3 separate regions of the Homo sapiens genome follow, and all the other regions are linked to region 2. The links are chromatin contacts, found by Hi-C or POLR2A ChIA-PET in ENCODE. All regions are on one chromosome and are shown on one strand. The core of a region is the stretch at or near the end of the contact, and the rest is flanking DNA. Distances in the headings are between cores, read along the strand shown. Region 1 holds the start of ANKRD28 (ankyrin repeat domain 28). Region 2 holds the start of CCDC174 (coiled-coil domain containing 174). Region 3 holds the start of NUP210 (nucleoporin 210).

Region 1 (4,018 bases), core at 1,049-3,548, 1.1 Mb after region 2:
TGAAGGAAGGCTTTTTTGAAAAGGTCTGTTTGGGGCATCAAATTATCTTACATGGATTAGCATTACATGTATAAAGATACAAATCCCAAGAAAGCAAACCTGGCAGTTGATGAAAATAGCCACTAATCAAAGACCAAAAAATACTGGATACTTAAATAACTTGAAAAGACAAACACATGCATAACTAAATATAATAATTTCTTAATCAACGATACAGCCTCTTGATAAGGTATACTATACTAGTCAAGGAGCCAGCTGACAGTAGCACTAAAACCAAGGTTAAAGATGAAGACTGAATCTCATATAAAGTCTTATATGTAAATACATAAAATTCATTACAGAAAAGGCCATGCCTTAGTGTTGCTGGGGGTAGTCAACCTTTCCTAAAATATGCAGAGTTCCTGATTCTTGTTACATCAGTTTCTGAAACCACAAAATGAAAACAGAAACGTGGTTGCCATAACTACTAATTCTCAAATTATTTTTAAACAGTCTTTTAAAGAGATTAAGACATAGTAAAGACTGAAATGTTATCTCAGCATTCAAAAAAGTAAAAACGAAAAATGTGCATTTTATACAAAAATACTGCATCATATCTACACACGTATTGCTTTAATTTGGGTTTGTAAAGAAACTATTGGAAATTTACATCTATTCTTAAAAAACAAGATTTATACTACTAGTTCAGTAGAATATAGTAAACATATAAACTTACATATCTTACCAATACATTTCCAGAAGGTGGAGAATGTAGGGATTTATTTTCCTGTGGCAATTTAGAAATGAATGCAGGAGATTCATCTTCTACCTCCTCCAAAACAACAATACACACTCGACTCATTCGATCTTTTAAAACACTAAATTCCAAGCTATGTGATAAAAGTCACAGTTGGAAGAGCACAAGTAGTTTTTCCTCCTCTTCTGTACAACACTTACAAACATTCTCTGAACAGCACAGCTGGGTTTTTTTTTTTTTTAAAGTTAATAAGTACTACTGGAAAAACAAGTTTAAAATTATGACTACATAATTTGTAACTTCCTAAATATAACGAAATTCTATTATTTCTGTTGGATTACTGCAATACTTAAGAAGAAATTTCACACCAACATGTCAATAACTAAAACTGAGTCCAAGCTCATTTAAAAATATTTTTCCTCTACCAAAATAGTCTTATTGCTCTATCTCTGAAATTTACTTGCACAAAACAATCATTGTTTTTGGTGACACAACACCACACAATATAGAATGAAATGAGAAACAACTGCTGTGACAGAGATGATCACAGCGATACCCACTCTTGCCTGCAAGGTCATATAGTTACCAGTAGCTGTTTTGCTTATAATTGAAAATAAAAAATAAAATCTCACTATTCTGTTTCCACTTCTAATTTGTCTTCATTTCTTCATCACTGGTTTAATGCAGATACTATTCACAGAAAAAAGATCTAGAGCTCAGCACAAATCCTGAAAATGAAGCTCAGAGGTTAACAATTCTTTCAGTGTTTGGGAAAGGGGCAAAAAACAAAAACAAAAAAAAAAAAACCACTCTGCATTAATAGCAAAGCTGCAGTACGTTTACATGTGATGAGTCAGACCACAAGAGACAATACGACTCTTGGTACTAGAATACAGCTTGATTAATCCAGGTTTCCCATATAATAGAAGAAACACAGTTAGCTTTATTCCCATCGATAGCATAAGCAAGGCAGAGCGTTCATTCTTTCTCCATCAGGCAGTTGTCTGTGGCTGCTCCAGCAAAAGGGCACAGGCACCAGGCAGAAATGGTGTTAGTGGAGAATCCTAGTAGAACAAGCAGGCTGTGAAGGAATTAGAAGGCATTTGAGCTCAAATTACTGCTTCAGGCTTTTTGTTTTCTTTAAAAAAAAAAAGGGGGGGGAAAAACATAGTAGTGTATCATTCCAGTGTTTCCTTTGATCTCCACATGAATACAGCTTCCATTAAACAGTCTTCATTCAGAGAAAAAAATAGCAGACTGTGCATCTTCTTTGAGCCAACTACTTTATTCAGTCATCTGCCTCTTTGCCAATATAGTTTCCTTCCACTGTGAAAACCGCCACAGTTATCCTTTTCAGATTTCAAATGCTTTCCTGTTCCTCAGATGATCTTGCAAAACACCACTGACATCCCCAAATGAGTAGGTCCTTAAAAAATATCTATAGAACCTCAGTATCAGTCCCACAGAAGCATTCCAACGGAGCAACAGTCTGAAGAGCAAAGACTGCAGACCCACAGGATGAAATGCCTAGTAATGCTCACATGTTACACTTACCAGAGATCTGAGCTACTTCTCGGGATGTAACTTCCTCTAGCAGGAGAAAAAAATAGTGCATTTGGACAGCCTTCACAATTAGAAGGTTCATGCCAGTTCTGTGACTAATCCAAATCAAACTAAAAAATTCTATAACTGAAAAATGAGTGCGCTTTTAACATTTTCCACTAAAAGCCACAAGGAAATCTGGTGTACTGCCTCTGCTGACTAACAGTGGTTTTAGCAAGTAAACAATTCCAAACGGCTTAACTGCTTTCGTGTGTTACAATAAAGCAAATGTTTAACCCTATAATGACAGTTGCAGTAAGAATATGCCTGCAATGGACTCATAAAAAAGGTTTAAAGATGGAGAAATATTTTATTAGATTATAAAAACCATGAAATTGTTTTATTCATATTTTTACCAAGATCAGTTTTAATCTGCCAGGTGTATTTTATTTTCTAGAATGCAAAGCTTAAACAAATGAAATTTAAGATTGTCTAACAATTTCTAAATTGGTGAATTTAATCAATCATTGATTCATATTTTAAAGGGAAAAGCAAAAATTTCATAATGTAGAAATCCTAACTCTAAAATTATATAAATCATTTGATTTTTCACTGAAGAAATAAAATAATCCTACCTTCCCATTTGGATAGGGAATAAAGCCTTAAAAATCTGTTAAAGAGGTACATGAAAAAAAAAATGTCCTTCGTCCTGAATTACCTATGTCAAAAGGGCACAGGGTAATACAAATAATCTCCCTCCCTATAAATTTCCCAAAGCCATAAATAAATGTCAAAGCCAATCATTTCATCGTTTTTTTTCTTCTTTCTCTGTTTACCCAACATGGGGGATATTTCTCAAGAGAAAACTTACAAAGAAAATACCATGGTCCCCCTTCAATCTGTGTTCTTCATATTAACTAGCATTTTTATTAATAAACAATAATAAACATAATAGTTACTTTTGAACATCTGTGATATGCTATGTGCTGTACATTCTCATTTAATACAATAACCTTGCTGTATTCCCATTATAGAGGGAAAAACAGACTCAGAAATGATGTATTTTACCCAAAGTTGTATAAATTAATAAAGTTGTGTGTTATTTTAAACACATACTCTTTCTAATCTATTCTGCTATCACTGAGTACACACACATACAGACACACTCTCTTCTCTCCACTCATCTCCAGATCTTTGCAACCTGTAATACTAGCTTATAAAAGTGATCTTAACAAACAGGTAACCTATAAAGGTTGTGAAAAGTTTAGGTAACAAAGGAATATACTATTTATTGCTATATTCTAAAACGAGTTATTTTTAAATGGGTACTTCAAAGCAAGTCTTAAAACCATAAAAAGGAAAAAAAAAACAAAAAATCCCAGCATGATACAAATATAAGAATGTCAGAATTTAAAACAAGAACCATTGAAAGCTATAAAATGTATCAATCTATGGAAGAAGCAATAACTCTAACATATTTGTACCAATTAAAACATGCTAACAATTCATTAGTTATATTTTAAAATATATAAAATACTTTTATGCCAAATTAAAGGTATGTAAATATTGAACATACATCAATTATGTTATCCATCTCCACATAGCTGAATCAAAAAATCTTAATATTTGAAATATCTGAAAGTGAAACAACTATAGTAACAATATCCTATATTTCATCTTCAGGGTTCCCAAGCCCACAAAGCAAAATCTCTTTTTATCTTAACAATCTTAACTTGTTCC
Region 2 (3,963 bases), core at 663-3,162:
TTCAGTAAAATGGGTAAATACAGAATCTGAACAAGACAAGTCTATAAGGTATAATCCTTCTTGTGGGGACAGAACATTCCACTCCATTAAGAAAAGAGAATCACAACATTATTAGGCCCGATTATCTCATATTGCTTACTGTTCTAATTTCAGAGACTGGCGGACTTGGAGAAATAAACAAATGAAAATAAATAAATAAGACTGAACACAGTCAACTGCCTCAATTCCCCTCTCCTTTTCCCTTTTCCCATTTTCTCCATAAAGACAGATGAGATGAGGATGTGATGAGTCTCATTTTTCTTCTCTCTAATATGGTGGATAATAGGTCCGCTTCTAGGATTCTTGCAAGGATTATATAATATAATCTATGCAAAGAGTCATACACATGCCCCACATATACTAAATGCCACTGTTACAATCATTATGATCACTTTCGTCTTGCTGCTGTAACAAATTGCCACAAGTTTGGTGGCTTAAAACAACACAAACGTATTCTGGTAGAGTTCTGGAAGTCAGAAGTTTGAGATGAGTGTTACAAGACTAAAATCACCGTGTCAGCAATGCTGCATTCCTTCTGGAGACTCTGGAGGAGGGCTCATTTCTTTGCTTTTTCTAGCGGCCTCCTGCATACCTAGGCATGTGGTCCCACTCTCCCTCTTCAAAGCATCTCTGATCTCTGTCTGACTCTGGCCATCCTGTCTACCCCTTATAAGGATGGTTTTGATGATAGGGGACCCACCTGCACAATCCAGGCTAGCTCCCCATCTCAATCGCTTTAATTTCATCATCTCTGCCAATTCTCTTTTGCTATATAAAGGTCACCATATACCCAGATTCTGGGGATTAGAAGGTAGACATCTGGGAGTCGGGGTGAGGGTGATTGGTCTGTCTACCATAATCATTAACATTTTTATCAAGACTAGCTCATTTAACTCATCTAATCCTCACTAAGACCCATTAGGTAAATAAAATTATATCCCCCTTTGGAAACTGAGGCACACGGAAGTTAAGTAACTTGCCCAAGGTCACACAAGCAGTAAGCCGTGAAGAGCGATTCCAACCCAGAAAGTCAGCTTTCGAGTTCACGTGTTCTTTGTTTTTTTTTTTTTTGATCTCGACTCACTGCAACCTCCACCTCCCAGGTTCAAGCGATTCTTCTGCCTCAGCCTCCTGAGTAGCTGGGAATACAGGCGCGCACCACCACGCTCGGCTAATTTTTTTTTTTTCTTGTATTTTCAGCAGAGACGGGGTTTCACCATGTTGGTCAGGCTGGTCTCAAACTCCTGACCTCCTGATCCACCCGCCTCAGCCTCCCAAAGTGCTGGGATTACAGGCGTGAGCCACCGCGCCCGGCCCAGGAGTTCACGTTCTTAAGAGCTGAAATATGTAAAGTGGCCCATAATAAGCACTACATTAATGTTAGCTATTATTCTTGTTATTTCTACTAAGATTAATATAATAATCCTTATCTCGTACGCTCTTTTAAGAACCAACTATTTAACGTGTGAAAAGTGCCAGGCAGCAGGTCCTGGAATTGCAGTTAAGATTCTTCCGGTCCTCCCAATCCACCTTTCCCGAGACGCTCGAGTTCACTTACTTAAGCGTCAGCCTTCCCCAAGATGGCGTTATCTTTGTCGCCAACCCCACATCCGCCCCACCCAATATGGCGTCCATCGCAATCAAAAGCTTTATTCCGCCCTTCTCAAGATGGCGCCCACACCAATCCTTGTTACCTTCCGCCCTCAAGATGACCTTAGCAGTTAGCGTCAACCTCCGCACTCTATGACCTTTCCAAAATGATGGTGAACGTAATACGCACCACACTCTGACCTTCTCAAGATGGCGCTGAGCTGACAAACTCGCGTCGCAAACTCACGCAAACTCAGTGTCGCTGTCGAAGACACTTCCGGTTGCGACGGAGGTAGGCTTACGAGGCCTGTGTCGGGTAGAAAGGGTCCTTCCTGGACCGGGACCCTCTGCCACGACCATGGACCGTAGGAAAAAGCCTTTGGACGTCACGGCCTCCTCGGTGAGTGAGGGTATGAGGTAACTCCACGGGCTCCGGGTTCACCGTGTCTCCATCAGACAAGAATGTCGACCTAGCTTGTTTCTTCACTCGGGGACCCAGAGACCTGACCTCTCCCCTCAAACAGGAACCCCCGAACTGGATTTTCTTCTCCGGCGGGGATCCGGTTCAGTTTTCTTACAGGACCCTGAATTGGGCTACTCTCCTCTGACATGCGCCCGGGCCAGAACCCTCGGACACGGATCTGAACCTGGTGTCCCGTGGGTTAGGAAACTCCGTGCCTCACCTCTGCCCTGCCCACAAGGACCTGCACCTCGTCAGCCTTCTCCCTTACAGTCAGGAGGAACCCTAGCTTCTTTTTGCTATGCAGACATATCCTCTTCCTGGTTTCTCCTCCATCCAGGGACCCACAAAGTCCTCCCAGAACTTTAGAGTGTGACATATTTCGCAGGACCCGAAAGTGTCCAGCGTGCCCTCCCTGGAACTAAACAGTTGTTAATGCAGGCATAGGGAGTTGTGAGGTCTGAAAGGATGTAAGCAGATTTATTACATCAGCTACTCTAGAAAGAAAACTTGTTCTAAGTACACATTTTGTGCCAGCACTTTATATGCACTATCTCATTGAATCCTCCCAATGGCTTTAGGAGGTAGGTGCTATTAATATCTCCGTTTTATGGATGATGAAATTGAGGCCTGGAAAGATGAAGTAGCTTTCCCCAGCTTACAGACAGAAATCTTAGTGATAGCCGGGCGCGGTGACTCACGCCTGTAATCCCAACACTTTGGGAGGCTGAGGCGGGCAGATCACCTGAGGTCGGGAGTTTGAGACCAGTCTGACCAACATGGAGAAACCCCGTCTCTACTAAAAATAAAAAAATTAGCCGGGCGTGGTGGTGCACGCCTGTAATCCCAGCTACTCGGGAAGCTGAGGCAGGAGAATCGCTTGAACCGGGGAGGCGGAGGTTGCGGTGAGCCGAGATCGCGCAATTGCACTCCAACCTGGGCAACAAGAGCGAAACTCCGTCTAAGGGGCGGGGGGCGGGGGGAAGAAATCTTAGTGATAGACCCTTTCTCACTCACTCTACTTGACTCCAAAGCTGCTGCCTTTTCATCATCAGAGCAAATTGCCCAACCTTTGATTTAATCTTGAATTTACTTCAGAGTATTAGGACACAAAGTGAGTAGGAAGGAAAACATATAGGTGTCCCAATATTTGAGTACTAGTTATTATTGGTAACTATTATTGGTTAAAATTGGTACCAGTTATTATTTTGTTTGAAGATCAGGAACCAGAAAGCTATAAATATTAAAGCCAACCTATACTGACAGGTTAGCAGTAATTGTAATAAGAATGCTATTTGAGAATTTACATTTTTTTGAGCATCTCTTAAAGTTAAAGGCAGTTGTAGACTAGGAAGATATGTGGCTGGAAAATTTGGTGTGGTTAAGTAAGCTTAGAAGAAAAAGTAGAAGTTTTTCATTTGTTTTTAAAAATTTCCAGTATTAGGGTCTGCAGTGAAACTGCCCTTTGCATTATTAAATGGTTACCTTTTAAATCGATTTCTTCCAAAACGGAAATTGAACCCAGCCATTTTTATCTTCCTTAACAAATAAAGTGATTTTTTTAAGTATCTGATGATTAAGACAGTGATGAAGTATCTGATTTACAAATGCCCATCCATATAAGCAGCTGTACCTGGACCATTAAAAAGGAAACTGTTGTTATATCCTTTTTTGCAGAGTAGGCAGGGGTAATTAATGTAGCTGAGGGAAAGGTACTAATATTCACCCAACTGCCCCACTCCCTATGCCTTGGCCTTCTTTCCTGTTCTTGAACCGTGTGATTCAGCCAAGCTTACGGTTTTTGAAATGGATTAAGTCAAACGTGGAGCTGTTATAATTCACCCAGTCTATTTTATTTCTAGCTGTTGAAATAA
Region 3 (4,321 bases), core at 1,814-4,313, 1.2 Mb before region 2:
AGGCTGTTTAAACTAGGTGACCTCTAAGGTTCCCCTGGCCCGAAAACTGTCCAATTTTGATGTTATAAAATAAAAAAAATAGGAAAAGTAAACATGAAGCTGTTGGCTCAGGCACACACAGTGATTTCTGTAAACTTAGAGCTCAGCTGCAAATTCAATGGATGTGCAAATGTTCCCACAGGGTCTGGCAGAATTCTCATTTTCTTTTTCGTCTGAGAGACTTAACAATGAACTTTCTGGATGAAGAGGTAATGTTCCTCCCAGGTTTAGAGGACTGTGGATATATGTCTATAGGCCAGCTCTTAAAATCTCCAGAGCAGATTCTTCAAAACTGCAGCAATAGACGACTACACTAGGAACAGCAATACTAAAAATAAAGAAAATATTCTCAATGCTTGATTGACAGAATGTCTTCCTGTCAAGTTAAGGGGGAATCACAATTTCCAAACACCTCTGAGAAGACACTTTGAATAGCAGTCACACATCTGCAGTCACACATCTGCAATACAAACTACAGATCAACGCCAAACACGTTATAAGGTACTTAGCACTTCTCTGATGCATCAGAGATTAAGAATGTTTTTTCCCTTTTTCCTACCAAGTAAATTAAAATCCACCAACACCCTTCAGCTCCTCTCAGAAAAGAAAATGATGTTGGGGGGGAAAAAAGTGTTGTTAGTTTAGAAAAAGAAAAAAGTACAGCTATAGAATCTCAGAGAAAGTAACACACAAATATATCCAAAGGGATTCACTTGAAGCCAGCTGTTTTTAATAACCAGTTTCCTCTTTCTTGCCCACATACTGAGAGGACAGACAGCTTCAACAAGAGAATGAGCATGTATCCCCGCCACAGTATTGACTAACAGCTGATTTTCCCACACAAGACTAGGCCTTAGACTGGGATACAGAAAACCTAATGCCCAAGTTCAGCCTCTGGCATCAGGCCAGAAATAGGAGCCTCCAGGTGCATAAAGCACTAAAACCAAAATGCAATGGGCTGACCTAGTACGTCTTGATTTCAGGAAGGAGACCTTCAAAAAAGAAATAGGGCAGGCCGGGTGCAGTGGCTCACGCCTGTAATCCCAGCACTTTGGGAGGCAGAGGCGGCGGGATCACTTGAGGTCAGGAGTTCGAGACCAGCCTGACCAACATAGTGAAACCCCATCTTTACTAAAAATACAAAAATTGGCCAGACAAGCCAGGCATGGTGGCTCACGCCTGTAATCTCAGCATTTTGGGAAGCTGAGGCAGGTGGATCGCTTGAGGAGTTCTCCTTGGTCTTGAGGAGTTCAAGACCAGCCTGGCCAACACAGTGAATCCAGAGTTTGAGACCAGCCTGGCCAACATAGTGAAACCCCGTCTCTACTAAAATGCAAAAAACTAGCTGGGTGTTGTGGCGGGCGCCTGTAATCCCAGCTACTCGGGAGGCTGAGGCAGGAGAATCGCTTGAACCGGGGAGGCGGAAGTTGCAGTGGACAGAGATCGCGCCATTGCACTCCAGCCTGGGCAACAAGGGCTGGAGTGCACTCTAAAAACAAACAAACAAACAAACAAAATTAGCCAGGTGGCCTGCACCTGTAATCCCAGCTACGAGGCGGGAGAATCGCTTGAACCCGGGAGGTGGAGGTTGCAGTGAGCCGAAATCGCACCACTGCACGTCAGCATGGACGACAAAGCAAAACTCCGTCTCAAAAAAAAAAAAAAAAAAAAAAAAAGAAAGAAAGAAATAGGGCAAATAGTGCAAGCAACAGAGAAAGCTGGCTGGTCTGAGCTTCGGGCATCACACTTACATACACGCACAGACTAATACTCAAACAGGCTTGACACACACATGTCCAGGCTTACACACATGGCTGTCACGTGGTCACACCCCGTTCTGCCTCAACCTTGACCCAGTCTTGAAACAGAAATAAAGGGAGCAACTACTGAGCATCCTGGGGGTGGGAAGGGCGGAAGCCCATCTTTTCACCCCTAGGACGGCTGGGCTGGGAAGCTAAGGGCGCTCAGTCGTGCCCACGCAGCCTTGCCAGGGGCAGGAGCTCCATTTCCCCTGGTCTGCAAAATGGAAGGGCTGGACTGCACCGCCCTGTCAGTGTCGGTCTCTGGTTTCATGGGTCCCTGTGGTTCCACAGGGTCACACTCCGCATCCGACCCCTTGGAGAACTCCCAACCCGAGAGGGAGGGTGATGGAAATGCCCTGAGCATCAGGACCCGCGCCGAGGCAGCCTGAGGGGAAGCGCCGGCCTGCCTCGTCTCACTTCGCCTCTGTAAAGCGGCCCCTGGGCTTCCCTCCAAAACTCCTTTCCTCCAGGGTCTCCGTTCCTCCCCGCGACGCTAGGCGCTGCGCTTCGTTTCACAGACTCACTTCCCACGCCAGGGCGAGGGCGGTCACAGACAAACCCGAGCTGGGGTCCCAGACTCAAGGGAAGTGCGGCCCAGCTGCCCCGGCGCCCCCTCCCGGGTCAGGCCGGCTCGGGCCCGGCCGGCTTGGGCCCTGCGGTCCCAGACGCCGCTCCCCAGGCCACCCCTCCTCCCGCACAACCCAGAACACGCGGGTCACGGCCGCCAGGCTGCGCCCGCTCTGCTCGCGCCTCAGCGGCGCGGAGGCCCGGACGGCGCCATGACATGAGCAGTGGTGGCGACCCACGCGCACCCGCCGCTCCGAGTGCTGCAGCCTAGCGCCCAGCGAGAGCGCGCCGCGCACCTGCCGGCTCTGCCGGCCTCCCGGCGCCCGCCCAGCCTCTCAGCGCGAAGGCCCAGCCCGGCCCACGGCGCCCGCCCGGCCCGGCCGCGCGCCTCACCAGCGGTAGCAGCCCTCCGAGGCCTCCAGCGTGAAGTTAACGCGCGTGGCCCGCGTGAAGGGCAGCAGCACTTTGGGGATGTTGAGCTTGGCCGCAGCGGCGGAGGGGCCCGCCGCCAACAGCACCGACAGCGTCAGCAGCAGCAGCCCCCGGCCCCGCGCCGCCATCCTCGCCGCGCGTCACCTCCCGCGACCCTGCGCCCGGCCGCCCGCGCCGCCCCGTTGCCCTCCGCTCCCGCCCGCGCGCGCGCCAGGCCAGCAGGTGATGAGCGCGGGGGCGGGGCGAGGGCCGTCGGCGGCCGCCGCTTCCTGGGCCTGAGCGCGGGAACTCTGGGGGCCGAGCTCGCGGCGACCCCACCCCCAGCCCGGCCCTCGCGCAGGGACGCGGGGCTGGGGGATGGGCGCGCGCCCGGGCCCCCGGAGCTGAGGGAGAAGGCTTGGGGCGCGCCCGCGGGGACCCCTGGACCCTAGAAGTCCCAAGGGGGAGCCCCCGGGGCGCCCCGCAGCACGCATCCCGCCCTGGTATTTGCCCCTGGCGGTGGAGCCAAGCCGCCGGCTTTGGACCTTGCGCTCTGGCCCGGACCCACGGTCAGCAAGGAAGGGACACATGCCCCAGGACATTTGGGATGCAGAAAACCGGCGCCTGCCTTGTCCCAGCCCATGCTTCCCAGAAGAGGGACCCCGGGCTCGCAAAGGGAAGCCACCTGCTGAAGCGCTGAAGGCCCGGGGCCCGCTCCCCCTCGACCCCCTCACACCCTTTCCAGAGAGGCCTTAAGATTCCCATTTCTCCAGGAAAAAACCGGTTGAATGGCCCCCAGATCACTCAGCCAGAGAGCCCCAAGCTCTTGTCCTCCGCACTGCACCCCCTGCGGAAGCCATTAGAGGTTACCTATAGGTCATTTAGGGCGCCAACGCTGCCAGAGCACAACCCCCTCCACGGCCCCCACACCCACAAAAGAAAGTTTAGCACCGCGGAATCCACCTGCACACCAATGGAAGGCCTTAGATTCCGCGCTGTGCTCTGTGGCTTTTAGCTGTCTGTCGTGAATTGCATGAAGGCATGCGTCAGCAGGCACCTGACTGCTTGGTGCCGCTAAAATATGAATCTAGCCTTGCAGAGAAGGCCCAGCCTAGCGGGAGGTCAGGAAAGGGTGGGGTGAGGGTGCACTGGCCGGCTGTCTGAGGAGTGCAGGAAGTGGATGCTGACTGTAACCAGGAAGACACACAACGATGCCACTGGGTGACCAGGAAGGAGAGGATAAATGTCAGTAAGGCTAGGAAGGCTTTTTGGAGGCGGCGGCCCCTGGGTTGGGCATAGACACCGCACTGGGCTTCAGCGAGGCCCGCATAGGCTGAGCCTGCCCCTCAGGGATCATGGGGCTTTTGGATGGTGATGCGGGGTGTTTGGGGTCACCCTCGAAGCCTGAGGGCCCTAGACCAGGGAATGTGTGTGTTGGGGGAAATCTCTGGAGATAACCAGAACTAAGGGGGTGAGGGTCGGCCCTGTGTGGAACCAGGTGC

The links. Hi-C counts contacts between places; a loop is a spot of excess contacts on that map. ChIA-PET counts read pairs that join two places held with the same protein, here RNA polymerase II (POLR2A). Pooled maps may share reads with other maps.
Region 1: a loop to region 2 is called in a pooled map, with 12 times the contacts of the local background. The contact joins the promoter of ANKRD28 here to the promoter of CCDC174 in region 2. A Hi-C loop is called at or near these places in 5 of 50 pooled maps.
Region 3: a pooled map shows a loop between it and region 2 (7-fold over the local background). The contact joins the promoter of NUP210 here to the promoter of CCDC174 in region 2. A Hi-C loop is called at or near these places in 1 of 37 single-sample maps with no recorded cell type and 9 of 50 pooled maps. POLR2A ChIA-PET finds 5 or more read pairs at or near these places in 1 of 52 experiments (activated T-cell).

What each region holds. Positions count from the first base shown.
Region 1 is chr3:15,795,681-15,799,698 of GRCh38, forward strand. ANKRD28 (ankyrin repeat domain 28) reads right to left here and starts at 2,299. Exons shown (of 28, transcript NM_001349278.2): 1 at 725-2,299. The coding sequence starts at 841.
Region 2 is chr3:14,649,850-14,653,812 of GRCh38, forward strand. It overlaps CCDC174 (coiled-coil domain containing 174), which reads left to right and starts at 1,913. Exons shown (of 11, transcript NM_016474.5): 1 at 1,913-2,029. The coding sequence starts at 1,988. It overlaps LOC124909347 (a long non-coding RNA gene), which reads right to left and starts at 2,272. Exons shown (of 2, transcript XR_007095826.1): 1 at 1,820-2,272; 2 at 1-1,377. RefSeq lists enhancers at 1,454-2,112, 1,616-2,015, 2,156-2,225.
Region 3 is chr3:13,417,259-13,421,579 of GRCh38, forward strand. It overlaps NUP210 (nucleoporin 210), which reads right to left and starts at 3,064. Exons shown (of 40, transcript NM_024923.4): 1 at 2,802-3,064. The coding sequence starts at 2,968. RefSeq lists silencers at 2,279-2,848, 2,899-3,298.